Regions from separate parts of the Homo sapiens genome. Here all the other regions are linked to region 2. The links are chromatin contacts, found by Hi-C or POLR2A ChIA-PET in ENCODE. All regions are on one chromosome and are shown on one strand. Each heading gives the region's core, a stretch centred on a gene start or an enhancer-like site at or near the end of the contact. The rest is flanking DNA. Distances are from core to core; before and after follow the strand shown.

The links. A loop is a pair of places that touch in the nucleus more often than their neighbours do. ChIA-PET counts read pairs that join two places held with the same protein, here RNA polymerase II (POLR2A). Pooled maps may share reads with other maps.
Region 1: a map of PC-3 shows a loop between it and region 2 (8-fold over the local background). The contact joins two enhancer-like sites. A Hi-C loop is called at or near these places in 5 of 168 maps with a recorded cell type or tissue (A673, IMR-90, PC-3 and 2 more) and 10 of 50 pooled maps. POLR2A ChIA-PET finds 5 or more read pairs at or near these places in 2 of 52 experiments (activated T-cell and naive thymus-derived CD4-positive, alpha-beta T cell).
Region 3: a loop to region 2 is called in a map of PC-3, with 15 times the contacts of the local background. The contact joins two enhancer-like sites. A Hi-C loop is called at or near these places in 4 of 168 maps with a recorded cell type or tissue (Caco-2, HepG2, PC-3 and 1 more) and 3 of 50 pooled maps. POLR2A ChIA-PET finds 5 or more read pairs at or near these places in 2 of 52 experiments (both HepG2).
Region 4: a map of HepG2 shows a loop between it and region 2 (9-fold over the local background). The contact joins two enhancer-like sites. A Hi-C loop is called at or near these places in 2 of 168 maps with a recorded cell type or tissue (Caco-2 and HepG2) and 6 of 50 pooled maps. POLR2A ChIA-PET finds 5 or more read pairs at or near these places in 2 of 52 experiments (A673 and Caco-2).

The regions. Positions count from the first base shown.
Region 1 is chr2:215,530,232-215,533,245 of GRCh38, reverse strand. No RefSeq gene overlaps it. Among named protein-coding and RNA genes, the nearest start is that of FN1, 96 kb to the right of the region's middle. Within about 2 kb of position 1,750, at least 4 of the 41 ENCODE cell types and tissues checked have a DNase peak (open chromatin) inside an H3K27ac peak, as active enhancers do; they include PC-3, where a contact is called at or near this core.
Region 2 is chr2:215,917,101-215,920,501 of GRCh38, reverse strand. No RefSeq gene overlaps it. Among named protein-coding and RNA genes, the nearest start is that of LINC00607, 75 kb to the right of the region's middle. Within about 2 kb of position 2,026, at least 4 of the 41 ENCODE cell types and tissues checked have a DNase peak (open chromatin) inside an H3K27ac peak, as active enhancers do; they include PC-3, where a contact is called at or near this core.
Region 3 is chr2:215,409,393-215,412,767 of GRCh38, reverse strand. FN1 (fibronectin 1) reads left to right here. Exons shown (of 46, transcript NM_212482.4): 14 at 2,654-2,834; 15 at 3,029-3,205. Among named protein-coding and RNA genes, the nearest start is that of FN1-DT, 25 kb to the left of the region's middle. RefSeq lists a silencer at 1,588-1,882. Within about 2 kb of position 1,732, at least 6 of the 41 ENCODE cell types and tissues checked have a DNase peak (open chromatin) inside an H3K27ac peak, as active enhancers do; they include PC-3, where a contact is called at or near this core.
Region 4 is chr2:215,504,046-215,507,233 of GRCh38, reverse strand. No RefSeq gene overlaps it. Among named protein-coding and RNA genes, the nearest start is that of FN1, 70 kb to the right of the region's middle. Within about 2 kb of position 1,538, at least 3 of the 41 ENCODE cell types and tissues checked have a DNase peak (open chromatin) inside an H3K27ac peak, as active enhancers do.

The sequences.
Region 1 (3,014 bases), core at 501-3,000, 390 kb after region 2:
TATTCTCATACTGCTATCAAAAACTACACGAGACTGGGTAGTATATGAAGAAAAGAGGTTTAATTGACTCACAGTTCCACAGGTTGTACAGGAAGCATAGCTGGGGAGGCTTCAGGAAACTTTCAATCATGGCAAAAGAGAGAAGGGAAAGCAAGCACCTTCTTCAAATAGTGGAGTGGGAGAAAGTGAGAGAGCAAAGGGGAAGTGCTACACACATGTAAACAACCAGATCTTGCAATAGCTCACTCACTATCAGGAGAACAGCAAGTGGGAAATCTGCTCCATATGATCTAATCATCTCCCACCAGGTCCCTCCCGCAACACTGGAGATTACAATTCAACATGAGATTTCAGTGGGGACACAGAGCCAAACCTATCACAAAATCTCTTCCAGAGATATTTCAAGATCCTGCTTTCAATTCCATTTTGAGATATTTCAATTGAATTTCAAGATATTTCAAGTCTCTGCTTTCAATTATTTGGGGTATATACCTAGAAGTAGAATTGATGAATCATATAGTAATTCCACTTTAAAATTTTTGAGGGACAACCATACTGTTTTCCATAGTGGACATGCCATTTTACATTCTCACCATCAGTGCAGAAGGGTTTCAGTTTCTCCACATCCTCACCAACACTTGTTATTTTTTGTTTTTGTTTTTACTTAACAATAGTTATCCTAAATATGAGGTGAGATGTCATTGTAGTTTTCATTTGCATTTTCCTAAAGATTAGTGAGTTTGAACATTTTTCACAGGCCTATTGGCCATTTGTATAACTTATTTGGAGAAGTGTCTTTTCAAGTCCTTTGCCACTTTTGAATCAGGGTGTTTATTGTGATTGTTGTAGAATTTTAGAATTCCCTATATATTCTGGATATTAATCCTTTATCACATATATAATAAAATTTCCCCATCTCATGCTAGTTAACAGTGACAATAAAAACATTAAATCATAAAAAAAGAGTGAGAGTGATTTCACCAGTCAAGTGACTCCTAAAAATTTCTAGTTTTACCTTAAAGTCAAATAGAATGCCAATACAAATGTCTCTTAAGGCCTGACATTAGTTAAGATATATTTGCTTATTGGAAGGTAAGGGAAAGGGCGATGTGAATGGGGAAAGGTGAGTGGCCACAGGAGGGCATATTTATGTAAAAATATTTTTTGAAAAACCTACACGCCACAGTTAAAAAATCTAGTAAGTGCTCAGGCTGATGGTTTTAATGTTCATAATAGATCCAAGAGATGCATTTGTGATATTTCCATCCTTATACCTCCTGGTAGAATTGCATGTTATCTACTTACTTAATATTTTAATATTCTAATCTAGGCTTTTTTCATGAATCATTATATTAAACCAGTGCTCTTAATAAAATTGTCAGGGCCTCTGTTTATAGAACCAAACTGGTGGGACTTACCAGAATCCACTAACCAAGAAAAGAAAACAGAAGTTCTTTTCTTTAAAATGAGGCAGTGGTATTTACAAAATGGCTTGAGAGCAGTGTTGTCAACCCCTGAAATTATTCTGGACTAGATTAAATGTTTTTGCAAGATATTCTTCAAGTAAAGAAAGAGATAAGGGTCATTTCTTTGAGTGATAGGGAAGTTCGTCTAACAACATAACTTGTCAAGGAATAATTCTCACTCTAAATATTTTTCACACAGAATGGTGACTCACAGATCTGGGATCGGGGAAAAGGAAAAAATTGTGAGAAACTAAACAGACGTCACCTTTTTCATATTTTTGAGCTTGACTGGTAAGCCTGACACATTTTCCTAGCTGGGTAGTTGATTCCATGAAAGACACCTTTGTTTTATGAATCTAAAGGGGAGAGGAATGAAATGCCTATCTTATCTCTTCGTGAAGGGAATAATAACTACTATATCTAAAAATATGAATCGCCTCAAAATATCTCTATGACTTTCACAAGAAAATGCATATTTAGAATTGTCATCTTTTTTCTTAAAGCTCAAGTTTCACACAATCATCTATGAAGGTTTGTACATATCCAAGTCATTTCTGTCTTTCCTGTTGCTAAGGCTGAAAAAGGCTATCTGGAGATTCTACTCCATTTCTCTTGAGACACAGTCCAAGATAGTAGTCCTTAGTTGATGGTGAAAACACACTGATTCCAAGTGACATATAGATAAGTGATGCTCTATTAGGCCCTAAAATTGATTTTTCCCAGTAAACTTAAGGCAGAAATGCATTTCTCACGATGCTGCACTTTCCCTACTTTTTTTCTGCAGTGCCGAGATAGGCATTCTGTCTTCACCCACTCCTGCAAGTTCACATTCGCACACTCAGTTTACCTCAACTCTATGCACCTCTAAGTCATCAATCAGATGGGCAACCAGAGAATTAACCTCTTGATTTTTAAAAACAAAGTTTGTTGAACCTAAATGTCCAACAAAAAGGATTTGTTTTAAAATCCTGGTACATTCTAACAATGCAGTGCCTTTCAGTCATTTAAAATAATGCTGAGTGGACTATTTAATGATGTGGAAATATGGAAAAAGGTCCATAAACTATTGTGAAGTGGGGGGAAAGGCAGTTATCAAATGGTGTGCATAGAAAGTAATTATATAAATATAAATACACACAAAGTTACAAATGTCTGGAATGTTTTAGCAAATTAATGGTGACTTTTCTCTTGCATAAATAGATTTTTACTTATTTCAGCTCTACATGTACTTATTTTCTCATTTAGGAATCAAGATTTCACATGGCACCTCGAGGACAGGATTATTAATAGCCTTTGTGTCAGCCTGATGGTAAAGCTTTCTCTTTGAATCCTTTGTATAGTTGCTTTTCCTTCAGAAAGACCATCCCATTTACTCATCATGTGGTGAGTAAGCATAAGCAATCAAAATACAAGTACTATAAATATTGTAATTAGAGCCTCATCCTCTCGGTTAGACCCTCCCTAGCAAACACACCTCTCCCTAGCAAACACATTGTTTATATATTACTTTGATATTCAGAAAGAATTGGAACTGTGTCTGTAACCAGA
Region 2 (3,401 bases), core at 777-3,276:
TAAAAATTATTATTGATGTTCTCAACTGTTTACTAGTGTGGCAGCGACTATGATTTGTGCTTTAATATTGTTTTCAAAGCCCATTTACTTTGTAAGTTCAATTCTAAAGTGCTCAGAGGGATTCCCAAGTGGCAGACGCTAATGGATGGCTGTGCTGGATGGCTCGTCAGAAGATGGCAGTAGAGACACGTGTATGCAGACCCGGATCTCTTAGGCAGGGTTTGTCATACTGCACAGTATTCAAAAAACAAATTTATTGTTGCTCTTGTTTGGTTTTTCATGTAGGCCTCATAGATAATCCACTTAGGTGCTTCTTCTAGAGCCCTGAGAGGTCCGCATCCTTCCAGTAACAGGACATTTTAAGGGATCCATTTGTAAAAGTGAACAAGATTGTTTGCAGATAGGGTCTTCCATCCCTTCACAATTGCTCAGTAAATTGTTGCTGATTGACTTGTGGTAGTAGATTAAAAGTGATTAACAAGAAGCAAAGTGATGGTTCCTGCCTTGCAGGTTTTTAATAGGTTTTAAGCTTATTCATAGGTTTGTGAACAATCCAGAACATTGAATGAAAAAGGACTGGCAAGAAGAGGATGGACATGAAAGTAGATTTTATTAGATTACAGATATTAAGATTCTTGTCCTGGATCATTTTTGTCATCTCTGCAAGGACGATCAGAGCAGAGCCCTGCTGCCCTTGCAGGAAAGAAAAGCCTCTGCAGCTTCTTTCCAGCGTCTTTGAGAAAATTTTTATGTCGCACGATCTGCTGACTGCCACTTGGTGCCCTGTATGGATTTTCTAGAGAGTTTGATGGGCAAGAAGAAAATATGCAGACGCTTCAGAATCCATGACACACGTCTATTTTCCAGCGTTGGCTCTGCCATAACCCAAAGAGAGGTTTCAAAAACAGAATGAAAGCATGCACTACTATAATAAAGTGGAATGTTAGGGGAGAAAAAAGAGGGTAGTGGAGAACATATGGTTCTACTGCATGAAATGCTGAGTGTCTCTTGCACAGGCATTTGCATGCAGGGCCAGATACGTAATGTGCAGGGCCCAGGGCAAAAGGAAAATATGGGGCCTCTCATGCAAAATTATTGAGAATTTCAAGATAGTGAAGCAGAGGATTACATCAAGTACAGGAACTGTTCTGAGTATGGGACCCTGCTCATGTGCATAGGTTTCACCCCTATGAAGCCGGCAGTGTGTTTGTGTGTGTGTGTGTGTGTGAGAGAGAGAGATGGAAACAGAGACATACACAAATATACACATGAGAGAGGGAGGAGCTTTCTTAACGTTCTGTTTTTACTGCTTTACATTTTAAGGCAGAGATTCTCAACCTTTGCACTAACTACATCTTGGAACAGATAAATCTTAGTTGTGGGGGTCATCATGTGCCTCACAGGGTGCTCAGCCTTCTCCTTCTTATTTACCCACTACATGCCAGCAACACCTCCCAGTGCCAGTTTTGACCATCAAAAATATCTTCAGACACTTGCCACATGTTTCTTTGTGGGGCAAAATCACCCTGGTTGAGAATAACTAAGATAAGATTTCCCACATTCCCAAAGAGAGCTTAATGGCCTTTCTTTCTTTCTTTCTTTCTTTCTTTCTTTCTTTCTTTCTTTCTTTCTTTCTTTCTTTCTTTCTTTCTTTCTTTTTCTCTTTCTTTCTTTCTTTCTTTCTTTTTCTTTCTTTCTTTCTTTCTTCTTTCTTTTTTTCCTTACCCAAGCATGAATAAAATATGAAAGACTCGAGCCCAGTGGGTGCAAAATACCGACTATCCATACAAGGCTCATCTGGTTTGGGGTGAAGGCCCATCCCGGTTCTTCATATGCGCACCTTGTTCTGGCTGCCTTGGGTGAATATGCATTTCACAGATTGTCTGTTCTCTGAGCCCTGAAAATGTATCCTTTAATCTTCAACTCAGAAAACCCCTTGACTCTGGAATGAGACACCAAAGGCCTTCCAGTGACAGGCTGGGAGAGAGCTGTTTGGATTGCTAATTTGTTTTCACTCTTTAGTCTGTTTTTCCTTCGTGCTGATGTTCCTCTTTAGACCTTGAGTATGAATAATTCTGCATAGCCTGAGGGGAGAAGCAGGAGGCCTGCTTGTAGAGTTGTTTGTACTGTAACGAAATAGAAAGTTTAAAAGCTTACTGAGCCTGAGCAGTTGAAAAGGGAGGGAGGTCTAGTAAGCACTTTCAAAATTACTCATAAAACATGACAAATTCTGGATGTCTCTTGGTGGTCAGGGAAATGAATTGCCCATTTCACTTAACAAAGGCACCCCCAAGCAGAACAGCTCCCCGAATGTCCAAGGCAGAGAAAAGTCCAAAGGCAGAGAGGTCCAATGAAGAATGCTCATCAAGATAGCCTTCCTAACTCTGTATTTCATGGAACTGTGAACTTGAAAGCCAAAGTAAGCCCTGACATTTTCTGGCTTGTGAGTAGTAACTTGATAGCTACTGTGTGAGATATCTCACTTCTCCTATTTCATATTCAGAGGGGTTCTGGTCTGGAGATGGTTGGACTTATTAAAACTTAATGACTCCTGGCTAACACACGGTGAAACCCCGTCTCTACTAAAAATATAAAAAAATTAGCCGGGCGTGGTGGCGGGCGCCTGTAGTCCCAGCTACTCGGGAGGCTGAGGCAGGAGAATGGCGTGAACCTGGGAGGCGGAGCTTGCAGTGAGCCCTGATGGCACCACTGCACTCCAGCCTGGGCGACAGAGCGAGACTCCATCTCAAAAACAAAAACAAAAAAACAAAAACTTAATGAGAAAAACTTTAAGGACCTTACGCTTGAGTGCTTTGCTGAAACTTTAGTTGCGTTAACTAGCCACAGGCTGGACGTCTCCTGCAGAACAGTTGTCCTGAAAATGTACAGGTTTATTATGTGCTGCATGGCTACATTGTATTATAAATACTCATTTATGTGAAAGTGACCCTTTCAAACTGTGAGCTCTTTGAGGTCTATGAATTCCCAGCAAATAAAACAATGCCTACCCTATAGTAAATGCTCAATTAATGACCTGAACTCATTTCAAGCCATAAAATAGATGAGATGAAAGAGTGGGGATCAGTTAAAAACATCCTCATTAGTTCGCACCACTGCACTCCAGCCTGGGCAACAGAGCGAGACCCTGTCTCAAAACAAACAAACAAACAAAAAACATTCTCATTAATGGAAGGACAAATTAGCAACCTGTCATTTTAATAAAAGATGAAAGGCAATACAGAGTGGCAGAATAGAGTTTTAACTGCTCTTCCTCCCCTTTCACCGAAGGGATCTTTGACTACTGGAAATAGCATAACACACTCGAATTTTGGACTGATGGATCACGAATACTAGCACTGGGAAGATTTATTTAATTTTTGTAGCTGTAATATGCTGAGGGA
Region 3 (3,375 bases), core at 483-2,982, 510 kb after region 2:
AAAAAAAGATACTTAATATAATACTTTAAATTACAAATATAAACACAAGAAGAACAAATATAATGATACAAATGTCAGACACTGGGAATGTCCAAGATTCTGGAAGGAAAGGGTGGTATTATTGAGCTAAATCCTCAACTTTGTCTGGGCACAGTGGCTAAAAATTAGCCGGGCATGGTAGCATGCACCTGTAGTCCCAGCTACTTGGGAGGCTGAGGCGGAAGGATCGCTTGAGCTTGAGAGGCGGAAGTTGCAGTGAGCCAAGATGGCACTACTGCACTCCAGCCTGGGAGACAGAGAAAGACCCTGTGTCAACATAAATAAATATATAAATAAATCATCAAGTCTCATATTAAAGACTCTGTAAATATGACTTATTGTTGACAAATGAAACAAATAGAGGTGTAAGCATGTTGTCTACATGGAGGCAAGACCAGAATAATAGAAAATGGAAACAGATTCCCTTAAAGAGGGGAATCGTGTCTTTCTCATTGGCTCAATGTAGTCTCCGTAGAGTCTAGAATGCTTCAGCACCTGGCACACTGCTTAACAAATGGTGAATGAAAAAAAAAAAAAGAAAAGTCATTCTTTTTCTTCTTTCACCCTATGTCCATAATCTGGCCATTTGCAGAACTTGATGTCCAGTGATCGAAATCAACAGCATCAGTGCATCCAATATCTTCTAGTCTCTCATCTTCTTATTACATCATTAATTTTATTTACTTTAAAATTAAGGATATCCAAAGTATTATGTGAGACCATTGCAATGGGAGACTTAAAAGTGGTATAAAATGTACTTTGGGCCAGGCGCAGTGGCTCACGCCTGTAATCCCAGCACTTTGGGAGGCCAAGGTGGGCGGATCACGAGGTCAAGAGATCGAGAGCATCCTGGCCAACATGGTGAAACCCCGTCTCTATTAAAAATACAAAAAAATTAGCTGGGCATGGTGGCGCATACCTGTAATCCCAGCTACTCGGGAAGCTGAGGCAGGAGAATCGCTTGAAACCAGAAGGCGGAGGTTGCAGTGAGCCAGGATCACGCCACTGCACTCCAGCCTGGGCAACAAGAGCGAAACTCCATCTCAAAAAAAAAAAAAAAAAAGTACATTGAATTGGAAAGTCTTCAAAAAGCAGCAGTGATGAATTTTTTGAGATTTTTAACAATTACAAAAATTCAGGGTTTTTTCTAATGGATGCCACCTGAGACTTTATTTTCTGTTATTTTCTTGTAATAACTAACCAAACAAGCTCATGTTGAAAAATGATTACTAAATTTGAGCTAATTGCAATGACTGGTTTCAAAATTTTCCACAGTGTATTTGAGTTAAAATTTCACTGTGAAGAGTACTACGATCACTCTCGCTTATTCCAAAAATATAAATGGACACTTGAGTATTTGAATTATTGAGGAAATGGTTGACTGGGTAATTTTTAAAAATCACTGGGCACAAAAAATATATTTTGACTTATATTAGTTTAGAGTATTTACACTTGAAAGAGTCTCATCTTTTCTGAAGGGTGTTTCTTTCATACACATTTTATTGCACTGAGTTTTGTGACCCATGGCATATTAATGAAGCTGAACAGGATGTGAAATATAAACTGGAAGCAAAAGATTAAATAAACCAAAATTGCATTTTTTCTGTAGTCTTGTCCAAAATTGGGTAACCACTTCTGATGGGGTAGCTCATATCCAAGAATGAGTCACAAAACCAGACTCGTTGAACCTGGTATATGATGAGTCACAAAGCAACATTCTGCCTTTGTTTTTTCAGGACAAGAAACTTGAATTGTATCCCACTGAGTTAAAAGATAAAATATATGGCATTGGCATTTCTGTACTTCAGAGAGGAATATATCTGTTTGTGGTAGGAATAAAAAATAAGTGAGAGAGGCAAAGCTTAGGTTCATCATATTATGTTACTGATATAACACAATTAACTTGGTAAAAGTGAAGGTGTGGGTGGGCGTGGTGGCTCACGCTTGTAATCCCAGCACTTTGGGAGTCCGAGGCGGGTGGATCACCTGAGGTCGGGAGTTCGAGACCAGCCTGACCAACATGGAGAAACCCCATCTCTACTAAAAATATAAAATTAGCCAGGCATGGTGGCACACGCCTCTAATCCCAGCTACTCGGGAGGCTGAGGCAGGAGAAGCGCTTAAACCTGGGAGGTGGAGTTTGCAGTGAGCTGAGATTGAGCCACTGCACTCTAGCCTGGGCAACAAGAGCAAAACTCTGTCTCAAAAAAAAAAAAAAAAAGTGAAGGTGCCCAGTGTCTGCAACTATGTCACCCCGGGCATATCACATATCACTCTGTTTTTCCGTCTGTAAAACGGGAGCAACAATGCCATTGCCTTATCATCAGAAGGATATGGAGACTAAATGGGAGAATGTAGGTAAACAGCACAGAGTATGGGTATCAGTAAGTAAACTGCAGCAGTTTGTTGATGTTAACAATAGTTAGCATTATATCTAACTATATCTAACGATATAACCATTGGGAATCCAGTTTTCCATGATTTTCCTCTAGAATGGAGCTGCCTAAGTCCTGCTTAAGTCATTTTTCTTTGAAGATTACTGAACATCATCTTCAAATGTTCATCCTTGTAAACACGTGTGTGTGTGTGTGTGTGTGTTAATTTAAATTTTCAGAAAAATTCTGTAGGCCGTTGGAAGGAAGCTACCATACCAGGCCACTTAAACTCCTACACCATCAAAGGCCTGAAGCCTGGTGTGGTATACGAGGGCCAGCTCATCAGCATCCAGCAGTACGGCCACCAAGAAGTGACTCGCTTTGACTTCACCACCACCAGCACCAGCACACCTGTGACCAGTATGTACACAACCACCCTCATGCCTCCTACCCCCGAGGTTCCTAGAGCTAGGCTCTCCTGAGGCAATGCTTTCCTTCTCAATTCATATTCTTCCAGGAGGGGCACCAACGTTTTTTAAAATGATGTTGGCGACGAGGACGGTAAATTTTCTAGATGACTGAAGGCTGACTTTCCCCTTTCTGTGACTCTCTAGGCAACACCGTGACAGGAGAGACGACTCCCTTTTCTCCTCTTGTGGCCACTTCTGAATCTGTGACCGAAATCACAGCCAGTAGCTTTGTGGTCTCCTGGGTCTCAGCTTCCGACACCGTGTCGGGATTCCGGGTGGAATATGAGCTGAGTGAGGAGGGAGATGAGCCACAGTACCTGGGTAAGCTCAATATGTCGCTCAAGACAGGTTCAGGGCAGCTGCTGGAAAACTCTCCTTGTGGGGGTGGGTGGCCTCTAGGCAGGTGGTATCTGTGGTTTGGAACTGGTTGACAGCTCAGACTGAACAAACCACCCTCTGGCATGAGGAAGGGAAGGACTGACTCTTTCTAA
Region 4 (3,188 bases), core at 289-2,788, 410 kb after region 2:
GGAACTGGAAATATAGGCAATATAAAAGAGTAGAGAAGCTAAACATTAGGCTGCAATACATTTTTTGTTTTATACTTGATGTTAGTGAAGTAGACAGTCAATAATACACAAGAATTCAAAACCAATCAAAATGTGAGCAGGAAGGGTGCATACCTGGAAAACACCTGTTTAGGATCAGACAGAAATAAATACAAATTCTTTTTTTTTTTTTTTTTTTTTTGCCACAACTGGCTACACAGCAAGTTACTGTGTATCTCTGAGCCTTAGCTTCCACAACTATAAATGGGAATTGTACAACTTCATTCTCAAATTCAAGAGATAACATATATTAATCAGCAGGTTGAGTCTATGAGTGAGTAACACATGTTCACTATTATTCCAAAAAGAGTCACCCTGGCCCATTCCTTTGACCCTGTGCTTGAATCAACATACCTGTTCCATAATAAGGTGAGCAGCATCTGGCCTTGGAGTTTCACAGACCCACAGCCTTACCACACTCTCTCTCTTTCATCTCACTTTCTATCATATTCACAACCTATTTTAGTATATCAGTGACACATAAGAACTAAGGATATAATAATCATGAAGGGTTTTAAGTTTAAAATACTAACAAATTTTATTTTCAGAAACAGAGTTTAAAGAAGAGGCAAACAATTCATTGCTGCTTTCTTTTTCCTACCTGCATTCTGTCGGACTTGAGCTACATTAAAAATCCAGCTGTAGGCATCAGAAATCAAAAACATTTTTACACAAAGGCACCCCCTTCAGGCTCCTAGTTCCTGCTACTGCCATTTCTTTTGGGTAAACATTCCACACTCCAGAATTTGATTTTCTCTCTTTGCTCTGCCAACACTCTGCACTGTTTTCTCAAAATCTAGTTAACAGAGTAATCTGTAACTATTAAATCTGTTCGATGAATTGTGTAAACCTGCTGATGAGGGATAGAGGCTTTTGGGGGCACCTTCTTCCAGATACCACTGGTGCTCTACTAAGATGCCTTAACACAACTGAATATTCTCCAGCTAGAGGCCCTACCAGGCTGCTCGAAGAGAAGTTTTTTTTTTTGCCTAGTGAGCGTTTCTGGCTTTTTTTTTTTTTTTTTTTTTTTGAAGCGGAGTCTCACTCTGTCGCCCAGGCTGGAGTGCAGTGGCGTGATCTCGGCTCACTGCAACCTCCGCCTCCCGGGTTCACGCCATTCTCCTGCCTCAGCCTCCCGAGTAGCTGGGACTACAGGCGCCCGCCACCACGCCCGGCTAATTTTTTGTATCTTTAGTAGAGGCGGGGTTTCACCGTGTTAGCCAGGATGGTCTCGATCTCCTGACTTCGTGATCCTCCCGCCTCAGCCTCCCAAAGTGTACCTTTTACATTATAAATTCATCACGCCTGTTACTCTGCCTGAATATAGATTAAAAGAACCATTCAGAGCCCACAGAAAAAGTAAAAGTAAAAAGAAGCAAGGTTTGCTGACTCAGGGAGAGTCTGAAAGGCACTTTGGACTTGGCCCTATCTCCCTTCCCACCTCTTTGTCCTTATCTACTCCCCACCTCCTCCTGAAAGCTGCCAGATTGTGACTGTATTTTTGACCCTAGTTCTTCTGAAATTCTTGTGCAATGAGTTTATTACTTTCTTCTGCTCTTGCAGTTTCCTCTCATATTCTTTCAAAACGTTTTCTTATGAAATTGTCTTATTCACCCGATTGTAGCCAGCCTACCCTTCTAGAACAGAGGACTCCCATTCTTTCCTGTTCTGTATTTTATCTAAAGCCAATTCCAATTCAGAACCACCTCTATTTCTAAATTTTGATTATACATTAATACGTCTTGTAACATTCCCCATTTGGCTCCTCCAACCCATTTTTTTCTTCCATTAATTGATACAGATCTGAATTCAGAAGTGGTCTTCTAGTGGACTTTCCATAAGTACAAAATATTTATTCCAGCCACAGAGGTTTGCATAACTTTACATCTTGCCTTTGGTATTTATGTCCTCTGTTGGTGAGAAAGTCTGAAAATTTCCCAATGTTCTTGTGAGTTAAGGACACCTCAAGAGCTATTTCAATAAGGTGATTTTCCTACTCCACGTTTGTTTAACATCATGCATGCAATCTAGTATCCTATTTAAGAAGATATTGTCTGTGGATGAGATAGAAGGCAGGGAACAAATTGACTTACTAAATCTTTAGGCAGTAAATAAAGACTTCTTCTCTGAGCTCTTTACCACAAACACAAATAACCCTAAACCCTCATATCCATGTTAATAAATCCAAAACTCCCCTTCTGTCCAACACAGACGATGCCTGTCTTTTCCTAGCCCTTGGAAACAACTATTTAATTACCTGTGTAATTCTCACCAAGTTATTACCCTTTGCCTTATCAGAAAATGTTTTCTGCTCTGTCATTTGGTTTAGTCAGTGTGTTTTTCTTGGAAAGTTTCTGTTTCTGTGTCTCCTGTACCCCCAGAAGACTCACTCTTGGAGTCAGCACATGACATTTTTTTCCAAGTGCAGAGGAAGGGCTCTGTGGCCCCTGCAGAAGAACCACAGCTGTGGCTCTGTGACTTACAGGTGGCGAAGAACTTGAAGGGAGAACAGCCAGGTCCCACTGGCTATTCTGGGATGTTTGAATGACTCAATAACCATTATTCATTAAAAAGTAGGTTCCTGCTGCACTTCTGTCCAGAGAAATCCACAAGGTGCCCATGTGAGAGGTAATTTGGATACAAATCATACCTGCTTTGCAAAGCACCTACCCTTATGGCTTTCAATTTAAGGACCTATTGGAAACCAATGTTCCATTTTGTTCCATCTATGGGCATATTACTGAATATGACAGGCCTCTCCTAAATGACGTTTATTCATACCCCTTGTTCAACCCTACTTTCAGCTCCTGTATGATGACTGCCTACTTCTTTGAGGCTTCCCAGGATCTCCTAAAGTGATTCTTATCATATGCCACATAACCCAAATTCTAAATCAGATCTTCCTAAACAATACTTTCCAAATTTTGTGGAAGTCTATCTAAGAATTTTCATGATACCCACAAATAGGAAACTAATTTTATTTAAAAGCAAAAGTTTGTGGGTCTAAAGGTGTTTTTCTAGTGGCATGGCCTCCTCCATAGGAAAGGGAAGGGAACAGACCTTTAATCCACCAGATACAGCACTACCTGCTTTCTATAATTATCCCTGCA